Linked DNA regions of Homo sapiens: region 1 is linked to region 2. Evidence: read pairs that join two places in POLR2A ChIA-PET (ENCODE). Cell type or tissue: MCF 10A. All regions are shown on one strand. Links, peaks and the distances in the headings refer to the core of each region. The heading gives the core; the rest is flanking DNA. Region 1 overlaps SUPT3H (SPT3 homolog, SAGA and STAGA complex component). Region 2 overlaps RUNX2 (RUNX family transcription factor 2).

The links. ChIA-PET counts read pairs that join two places held together with the same protein. Peaks named below come from ENCODE experiments on the same cell type or tissue, not always from the same donor. Only the 100,000 strongest peaks of a DNase experiment are listed, where the experiment ranks them.
Region 1: POLR2A ChIA-PET joins it to region 2 with 5 read pairs; 2 of 35 experiments call an interaction of 5 or more read pairs at or near these places.

The regions. Positions count from the first base shown.
Region 1 is chr6:45,339,878-45,345,265 of GRCh38, forward strand. The region is part of intron 2 of SUPT3H (SPT3 homolog, SAGA and STAGA complex component); the gene reads right to left. All of the region lies in intron 2 of RUNX2 (RUNX family transcription factor 2), which reads left to right. Among named protein-coding and RNA genes, the nearest start is that of RUNX2, 14 kb to the left of the region's middle. In MCF 10A, for the core only: no CTCF peak of the experiment used is centred there; no DNase peak of the experiment used is centred there.
Region 2 is chr6:45,409,012-45,414,399 of GRCh38, forward strand. All of the region lies in intron 2 of RUNX2 (RUNX family transcription factor 2), which reads left to right. Among named protein-coding and RNA genes, the nearest start is that of SUPT3H, 34 kb to the left of the region's middle. In MCF 10A, for the core only: no CTCF peak of the experiment used is centred there; a DNase peak (open chromatin) is centred at 3,120.

The DNA of each region.
Region 1 (5,388 bases), core at 213-5,212, 69 kb before region 2:
CGTTTACTGTACCGGGTACTATGCTAAGCCATTTATAAACATTATTTCCTTTAATTCTTACAACTCCCTTATATGAGACATGTATCATAATTATTTACAGATGAGGAAGCTGAGAATGAGGTAAAGGAACTTGCTCAAGGTTACAGAGTTGAAGAGATGGGATTCCAACCCAAGCCTTTTAACTCTTAATTACCACTTTACAGTGTTATACATGATCTAAATGAAGTTACTTCCTAGTCCTCAATCAATTTCATCTGTAAAGGTGTTAGTTCTCAGAAACATAATTATTCTAAAGTTATTAAACCAATAAAATACAAACAAGAAGATAATCCTGGAGTCTTCAAATTACCCTGCCACATATCTTTAAGAAATACTAATCTGACAGAACCAAAGAGATTAAGAAAAAATAAAAGTATATCAAGGAATAAGATTAAGGTGAGGTTTGTTAAGCCCCCTTCCCCCTCAAGACAAGGTCTCACTCTGTCACCCAGGCTAGAGTGCACTGGCATGATCACAGCTCACTGCAACTTTGACCTCCTGAGCTCAAGGGATCTTCCCGACTCAGCATCCCAGGTAGCTTGGACTACAGGCACGCACCACCACGCCCAGATAATTTTGTAATTTTTTGTAGAGACAGGTTTTTGCCATGTTGCCCAGGCTGGTCTCGAACTACTGGGCTCAAGCGATCCTCCCACCTCAGTCTCCCAAAGTGCTGAGATTATAAGCATAAGCCACCGCACCTGGCCTTTAGGTCGAGTTTGATCAGAAAAAAAAAGTTTCAAGGAATTAGATAATTCTTAATCATTATAATTAATAGTCTTAATGTCCACAATACACATATATACTCTATGTGATATAAAAATATAATTTAGGGGTAAAAAATTAAACACTTAAACACCAAGAATGTCTAATCCTCATTTATAAAATTAAAATAATCTTGTATCATAAATATGATTATAATCATAGGCTTTGGTGTCAGATCTGGAATCAAATCCTACTTCCTATATTTATCTGTAGCATTCCTTATACTATGGTCTCATAGCCCCATTTACAAAGACCTATACCCCTACACATATGCTAAGTGATCCAGACAACCTTTATTTCTAAGCTTTAACTTCTAATTATAATTTCTTAAATTCTAATTCATTTGATATTCACAAAAATCCACTAGTAAGTGTACTTTTTCCTGTGCCTACCAAAAAAATACTGCACAAGATTCTAAGAAGTAAATCCTTGACATGTACTATTCACCCCAATTTTAACCACAATTATCCACATTATTACTCAAAACAAAAAGTTCTCAAACAAGCCACAAAAGTGCTCCGCTTTTTTCTCTGGCAGAGGGTAGGAATAAAGCTATGAGATTATATTTTTCAGTCTATATGGTTTTGAGAAAAAATGCTGATTAGAAACCATAGGTTATGATATGATACATGAGATATTTTGCAAAGATAAAGCACTAAGGAAAAGAGAAAAGCTGTTTGGGGATCTATGAATCTCAACAGACTTCTCCAATCATTCTGCACCTATATTTAACTTGATAGGTAATATTTTAATGAGCAAACTAACAACTTTTAAAAGCTACATGAGGTAGGATCACACTAAAATAAATACATATGCAAGTATAAAGTCATAACTACATTTTAAAAGGAAAACACAAATTTTCATATTAGTTTTCATTAGAAACATCCACTGAAAAAGGTTAAAAGTGAGTTTGTCTCCGCAACTTCATAAAGAGTACAATGGCATAAGACTCGAGGTAACAAAAAGAAAGGAATGAAATGGCAAAATGTATACACATGAAAATAACTACGGAATAACAGATAGTTAAAAGTCCTCAGCAGTAGCAATATTATTACAAGTTCTCAGATTCTGGTACCCTATCTGGCAATGAAGGCAAGAAGTTAGAAAAAGATGTGGTTACAAATTAAAAATGACACACTAAGATAATTCATCGCTTTTAGTTTAAACCCTACAATTATTCACACTTATTTCATCAGAAGCCACTAAAAAGATGTATGAAGATAGACAAAAGGTTCTGTGTACAGCCAGAACAGTCAACCAAAACAGCAGAGAATAAATTCACAAATAACATGGTGATTTAGTAGTTATTAACCTAGCATTAAAAAAAAACGGAGACTGGACTGAAAAATATGGGCAAGTTGAAGAGATATTACAAAGAAACTAACAGAAGAATTTGGCAGCAGTTATGGAAGAGGCAAAGAATAAGGAAAATGAGACTGCCACTTAGGACAGAATGGTTGATGGTGCCAATGATCATGAGGAAAATAGGAAAGGGTTTTTATTATAAATAGAATGAGTTCTCTTTGTCACTACAGTTGTGCCTAGTGAAAAAAAAATAGAATACTAAGTTATATATAACACAATCTCAATTTTTTTTTTGAGACAGTGTGTCGCTCTGTCACCAGGCTGGAGTGCAGTGGCACAATCTCAGCTCACTGCAACCTCCGCCTCCTGGGTTCAAGCGATTCTCCTGCCTCAGCCTCCCGAGTAGCTAGGACTACAGGTGCGCACCACCACGCCCAGATAATTTTGTATTTTTAGTAGAGATGGAGTTTCAACATGTTGGCCAGGATGGTCTCGATCTTCTGACCTCGTAATCCACCCGCCTTGGCCTCCCAAAGTGCTGCGATTACACGCATAAGCCACGACACCCAGCCCTACAATCTCCATTTTTAAAAATAATATGAGAGTGCCTCTATATCAGAGGAACTCAAAACAGTCATAATATAAGGTTTACACAGTAGCAGGATTTTGGAAGCCTTTTTTTTTATTTGCCAATATTTTTCAATTAAAAACCATCAATACATAAAATTTCAAAAATTTAGTTAATAGTTTGCGTTAATGTTTTAAAAGCTTATTTTTCCTGAACCCATACAAAAAAATACATATGAAGAACAATGTTTTTAATTTTTCATGCTCAAGTTGTAAGAAACAGAACAAAGTCCTCCAATTACAAGATATTTGTAAATCGAAAAAGTATTCTCATGAAAACCATAGAATGTCATGGAAACACAAGGACAGCAGGGGTTTTGGTGTTAAGTTTAAATTCCAGTTATAGCGCCTAGTACATAACCCTGAGCAACCAACATTTAAGCTCCCTGTGTCTCAATTTCCTCATCTGTAAAAATATTACCACCTACCTTGAAAGTTTCCAGTTAAATAAAATGTAAAGTGTCTACACTGATCTGACAAAAGCATTACAATTATTAAATATAATCAACTTTCCAAACCTTAAATCATCTTAAGTCTAAACTCATACTCATAGTGTGGCTCACAAAACAGCAGAATCAGCATGACCTGAAAGCTTGTTAAAAATGCAGAATCTCAGCCGGGTGCAGTGGCTCACACCTGTAATCCCAGCACTTTGGGAGGCCGAGGCGGGCAGACCAAGAAGATCAAGACCATCCTGGCCAACATGGTGAAACCCCTTCTCTACTAAAGGTCCCTAAAGTTGTTCACTTGATCTGTTTCAGAGTTCTGATACTGAGTGAAGAGCACCTGGTAGTTTACTCTTAATTCTGAAGGACTCGAGAGACTAACAGAGATCATCTAATCTATAATAATTGCACCTCCAAAAGGCAGCTTTTCAAACCTGAATAGAATTTTCACATTCATACACCCCTCAGTTTACCCACAATGACTGATTAAGAGAGAAGGTCCTATGTACATAACTCTCTCTTGTAAAAAATGCCTTCAATAATTTGAGACATTCTGCAAATTATTAAGTTGCATAACAGTACGAACTAGCTACTAGTCTATATTTCTTCATGTTGTCAATGATGTCTCACCACAAGCTTGTGAAAAGCCTTGATGAAGTTTAAAAATGGTGTCTCTGTCCCATGTTCCTGAGACAGCTATCCAGTAGCTCTGATGTAACACAGAAGTTTGTGAGGCATGACTACTGCTGAGGAAAACCATTTGGCTCCAACTACTCACCTTCTAGGTGCTTAAAATCATGCTTTTAATAACCCATATTAGAATCTTAGCCATCAAAGACCTCCACCTGACAGGTCTACAGGCTTTCATTTTATAACCAGTTGCCCTTGATATTCTATACTAGTTGTTTACTGGTAAAATATTTTACAATCACAGGTGCCTATTCCTGTCTTTTTTCCTCTCCATGACTACTAATTGAATAAAACAGAAAATATGAGACAATTGTATATATGAAAAATTGTCAAACTAAAGAGCAATTCAAATTCCTTTTATTCGGAGAGATAAAAGTTGATATGAAGTGGATATGACAAAGAGAAAGAACATCCACTAAATACTTAGTAGTATACAAAGAGTTAGACCATGACAAAGTTCCTAGAAGTTTAGCTCCTCTGCAGGGGTTTCTTAGACTACTTGAACCAGAATTTTCAATCTTATTTCTTATACAGTTGGGAACCACTTCATTTATACTTGGCCTAAACTTCCCCTTGTCTGTATACTTATTTTTGCTCTCCACCCTTAAAACTGACTTGCCCTTAGCTATAAACAATGTACTTTGTTGCCCATTCATGCAGTGCTTTATTGTTTTCATTCTCTGATGGTTTTTTTTTTCATTCATGTCCAAATGAGCAGTGCCTTAGATTCTAAATATCCAGTGGAGAGCCCATATATGTACATTTTCCTTTGAACGTCTAGAACAGTAACATTATCAATTAAGTACTTAACTGCTTTACGATATGCACAACAAAAACTATTAAGAGGCCACAAAAAGCTATGCCTACCACAAATTTAAAACCCATTAAAAATCAGGAATGTCAAAAGCATGTTAACTTTTTAGGTAAAGTGTATAAACTAGCTCTTCATGGTTGGCTAGGAAAGCCTAGAGAAAAAAAATCCTAAATATGAAAGGTGAGTCTGCCTTTAAGACAAAAGAGAAATATACTTGGTGGACCTAAAAAAGAAGGCCACTTCAGAAGTTAAAAATGCAGTAAGCCAAGATTCAGACTATGACAAGGGAGACGGTAAAACTAATGGTACAGAATTTTTAAATCCCTGAAGTTTAAGGGACTCTTTACAAGCAGGATAGTTTAGTAGTTGCCATGGACTATGCTCTGAAGCCAAGCTTCATTCTGGTGAGTTTAGAAATCTGTTTCACCTAGCTGAATCAGAATTTAGCAAACTGATTTATGTAACAAAAAGGCTGTACATTAAAACGTTCCTCATGGGATGAAACAGAGGAGAAACTACCCACTCATCTGCGCTGCCTCACATGGATGTTTTGAGATTTAAATGAGATATTAATACAAGATGTCAGAATACTTATAAAAATCTTTGACACTTTATAAAAATATCAAAGATAAGCTATTACAATTTAGTATTATAAATAAAACTTCTGTTCACTTGATTGTTAAAGACTGTAAAATGTCATGC
Region 2 (5,388 bases), core at 121-5,120:
AATTAAGCACACATATGCTCAACTTCTTTTATGTCTAACATATCTCACAAGCCACTAGCTTTTATATTTAGTTTCATTCATTTTCCTTATTTTTCTCATTTTTCATAGCATACTGAATATTCTTAAATAAAACAGCAAATATTCATTGCACCTGGTTGGAAGAACACCACCAATATTGGAATGGAGACTTGTCTCTTCCTTTTGAACTCCCTTCCAGGAACAGAGCAACAGGATCACATGTAAACTATATATCTTCTCTGCACATCCTAAAAGAGTGGGTAGACTGAAAGATGGGAAGTACACTGGGAAGCCTTTTTAACTAACTCACTATAAAACCTTCCATTCAGGACAAGTGCAAGATATTGATCTCCTGAGCCCTTAGGATACCCACATGGGCTAAGGTGGCTGGAGCTGTACTCTTTTGCCTCCAAACACAAGCTTCTCATTTCTTTATTCCAGTATGACATACAACGTATTATAATTTTCTATGTATATCTAGGGTAGATACTTAGGTACGGAATTGCTAAGTCATACAGCATATGCAGTTTCAACCTTAATGCCAAACTATTATTTCGAGGTTTTTTCCCCAATTTATATTCCCAACAAGATGTAAGAAAGTTCCCATTGAGCCACAGCCTAATCAATATTTGATAATTTCAGAAAGAATAATAACACTTAATAATATGAAAATTTCCTATTTTAAAAGGATAGAAAATTCAGGTCTAAAGATAATTTAATAGGTTTATTTATTCAGTGATTCATTTTAACAAGCATTGATTGACACTTATTTCACTCTTGGCATTATGCTAAATGCTGAGGATAAAAGATGACTAAGACTAATCCCTGTTCTCAAGGAACTTACACTCTATATGGAATGCATATATGTCAACAGATTATTCAGGTGATGAGTGCAATAATGGAGGTAAATGCAAATTTCTGTAGCACTGATGAAGGAAAGAGAAAAATGAGTCTGAGTTTGGGGCAAGAGATATCAGGAAATGTGTAGGTTGAGGTTTTTCACAAGATATATTTGTTTTCAAATTTGGGTTTTACTTTTTAAACTCTATACTCATAGTTCTGTAGTGATAACTTGGGAAGGCCAGGACATGAAGGGGTTTTGTATGATAGATGATATGGAACCACTTAAAGAGTTTTAGGCAATGCAACAAAATGAACGAAATTGTATTCTAAAAAGAGAATGCCGATGGCAATGTGGAGGATAGACTGGGATTGAGATGGGCATGAATGGAGGCAGGGAGACACGTTAGGAGTCCATTGTAGTTGAAGTTCAAGATGATAAAAGCCTGAACCTAAAGCAGTGACAATGGATATGGAAAGAAAATAGATATGAATAATATTCAAGAAGTAGCATTAATAGAATCAGGTGATAAACTAGAAGTAGAAAATAATGGGAAAAGATTAGTCTATCATGATACCTAAGTTTCTACCTAAGGGGATATATTCATTCATTCATTCATCAACTAATATATATTGATCACATGCTACATGCCAGAACTTATGCTGACTGTGGGGGCTATCTAGGGATAACATGTTAACATGGCTCCAGGGGACACTATTCACGTGGTATATACATGGAATATGGTAGGGATGGTGTTTCCAGACTTCTTCAATCGTGTGGTTCCAGATTTTCTGTGGATAGGACATAGTTCCTACGGTTAAGGAGCACACAGTTCTGTGTACAGTTGTACTGTTAACCAAGACGGAAAAAAAATAAGGACTGTGCACCGAGCCTTGGGAACCTACATGTTGCCCCTTGTCTTTCTTTTCACCTGAAACAATTAGTTTGGCATATTGGACATGCTGACCTTGAAGGGTTTATGGAATGTTTAGATGGAAATTTCTATGAAACCACTGGACATGTTAGTCTAGAGCCCTTGGTTAAGGGTTTATAGTGAGTTAGTTAAAAAGGCTTCCCAGTGCACTTCCCACTTTTCAGTCTACCCAATCTTTTAGGATGTGCAGAGAAGAAGTGTAGTTTACATGTGGTCCTGTTGCTCTGTTCCTGGAAGGGAGTTCAAAGGGAAGAGACCAAGTCTCCACTCCAATATAAACCTTCTGAAAGTTTTTTTCTTTCAATGGCTCCAAATTGCACACTCTACAATTGAGAAGTTCAGAAAATTGAGTAACTCATATTAAAATTTTCAAGACCGCAAAGGTTTTTCACATAATAGAACAATTTTAAGGGTGAAGTAAATGAATTCAAACTAATTTATTTTTCTTTTCATATATGTCTAATAAAAATGACTGACGGATTGTTTGGACTTTAACGTGTTTAGATGTGAGTCTCCCCCCTTTTATTCAGTGACAAGTGCAAAGCAACTTGCCAACAATTTTTTTTTCAATTTTGTAATTTTAACACTGACAATAAGAAACATTCTATAGAAAGTTTGACTTTGAACTGGAATATTTTTGCCATATCTCTGCCTAGAGGGAATTTTTATGGTTGAGTTTGTAAATGCTAGCAAAACAAAGTTGAAAATGGAAAAGCTTTCAATTTTCAAGGCTAATGTAAGATGAGTTATGCTTCTTATGCATCATACTTCTGGTAATTCTCTTATTTTTTATTTGTTGCAGTGTAAATTTTATCAGAGAAGCCTTTGAAAAAAAGATATTTATTTTTGTATGAACCAATACCATCAGCATCAGAGAAGCCATAATTTAATTATGAAGGACTATATATTATAATAAGTTATAACACTTCAACCAGTTTTCATGTTTGTAGTTATGGGCACACTATAATAATTTCCTTCAGTAAGGGTAAACACCAGTGAAGCAAGTTAAAAACAGAATAAATAAAAAAACTATATTCAATGAAACTACTAGATGCAACCCACATTTCCAGTAATCCTGGAGAATAGTAAGCATTAAGCTTAAGATCTGGAACATCTCATTCAGTGTGCTTTACTGTAGGATATCTTACTTGAAAATAATAAGAATAATGTCACTCAATAGCATTTTAGACTTGTTGATTATCTATGTACATATAAATCTGGTCTAAATGTTGAGGTAAAAATCCGAATTAAAACTTGCTGAGGCTGGGCACAATGGCTCACACCTGAAATCCCAGCACTTTGAGAGGCCAAGGCCAGAAAATCGCTTGAGGCCAGGAATTTGAGACTAGCCTGGGCTACATGCCCAGTATCTATAAAAAATACAAAAAAAAAAAAAAAAAAATTAGCCGGGCATGGTAGCTCATGCCTGTAGTTCCAGCTACTCGGGAGGCTGAGGTAGGAGGATTACCTGAGACTGACAGTTTGAGGCTACAGTGAGCTATGATCACACCGGTACACTCCAGCCTGGGTGACAGAGAGAGACCCTGTCTCAAAAAATAAAAAATAAAAAACAAAACCCCCCAAAAAAAAGAAGACTTGCTAAGATTCTTTTGTACGTATGAGAAGTAAACTAAGGGTTTTGATTTTGAGGCATGTGAAAAATCCCTACTTCAAAAAGCCAGAGAATCAGTATATCATGGTTAAGACTCAAACCTAGTCATCAAAAACTGTAGAAAGAGGTTTCACTTAGGAAACAGAAATAAATATATTCTCTGGGCAAAGATGTGAATTCAGAGAAAAATAACTGCATTGACAAAGGAAAGAATACTGGCCAAATAACCTTTTTTTAAAAAAACAGTTTTTTTCCTACTTTTTTTTTTTTACTCTGGTAAAAGTTTACCTTCATAGTGGCACTGGTGGGAACTGCCCCTTTTATTGTTATTTATTTACTTATTTCTGAGACGGAGTCTCGCTCTGTCATCCAGGCTGTAGTGCAGTGGCACAATCTCGGCTTACTGCAACCTCCGCCTCCAAGATTCAAGTGATTCTCCTGCCTCAGCCTCCCTGAGTAGCTGGGACTACAGGTGTGTGCCACCACACTCGGCTGATTTTTGTATTTTATTTTAGGTAGAGGCGGGGTTTCACCATGTTGGCCAGGCTGGTTTCAAACTCCTGGCCTCAAGTGATCAGCCCACCTTGGCCTCCCAAAGTGCTGGGATTACAGGCGTGAGCCACTAGGCCTGGCGGGAACTGCCTCTTTTAAACTCTTGTAAAGATTTGATAATGGAATCTATTTTATTTACTAAAGGAGAATCTAATTAATTTAACATCAAAGATACACTTATGGGAATGAAAGAAAATAAGCCCCAAGTGTAATGTGTTTGCAATGTATTTAAATAAAATCAAAGACAATTCTAAAACAGACGGAAACAACAAAACAGGAATGTCTACTTCTTTAAAATTACATAGTAATAAGCAGATAATCCATATTTTTGTTGTTAAAGAGTGATAACCAGGTAAGCACAGGACACACACACACAATCACCCTTACATAGTGAAGGTCAAAATTCTGTTATATCTGCTATCAATACTTCAAGTAGATACAGAAAGTTAAAAGATACATTCTTTTTTTTTTTTTTTTTTTTTTTTTTTGAGACAGCCTGTTGCCCAGGCTGGAGTGCAGTGGAGTGATCTTGGCTCACTGCAACATTTGCCTCCTGGGTTCAAGTGATTCTCCTGCCTCAGCCTCCTGAGTAGCTGGGATTACAGGTACACGCTACCACACCTGGCTAATTTTTGTATTTTTAGTAGAGATGGGTTTTCATCATGTTGGTCAGGCTGGTCTTGAACTTCTGACCTTGTGATCCGCCAGCCTTGGCCTCCCAAAGTACTGGGATTACAGGCATGAGCCACCAGAGCTTGGCCTAAAAGATACATTCTTTTGTGGAAGAATATGCAGTGATTGCAATTTGTACTTATATTTAATAACATATTAAAAAAATAAAGATGCTCGTAATGAAGCAAGGAAGCCTGAAATCACTCGGTAAGTTCTCAATACCCACAGACCTAGGGCTGGGCCAGGATGAGATGAAATGATGGAGGCCCTAGCTAGCCTTAGGGGCAAAACTTAAGGGAGTTCCAAACAAACCCTAGTATTCAAGATATGATTTTAATGGAATATTCTGAAAAATGAAATTGAATACCAATAAATACATGATAAACAAAATATCAAAGTATTAAATAATGAGGGGATCCACTCCCACACCTGCATAACTCTTCTGCTTCATCTTAATGAGGACTCAAGAGGAGTGAAGAGTCATGCCCAGAGAAACTTTCATTCAACTCTCCTTTTTAGATGAAGGAAGGTAATGGGCTGTAATAGCGAGGAAAAGACCAAGATTGTGGCTTCTAGAAGCAACATGAATATTCTCCCTCTTGTAAATGTGCACAAAAGTGGGAATCATGGTACCAAGGCCCTCTTTGGCTTGGCTGCTTGTAGCCAAGCCAACTTCACTTCTCCACTATATTACAATATTCCCTTCTAGACAGAACGGTCCCTTTAATGTTCCAACACATTTTTTTCCCACTTTGATTT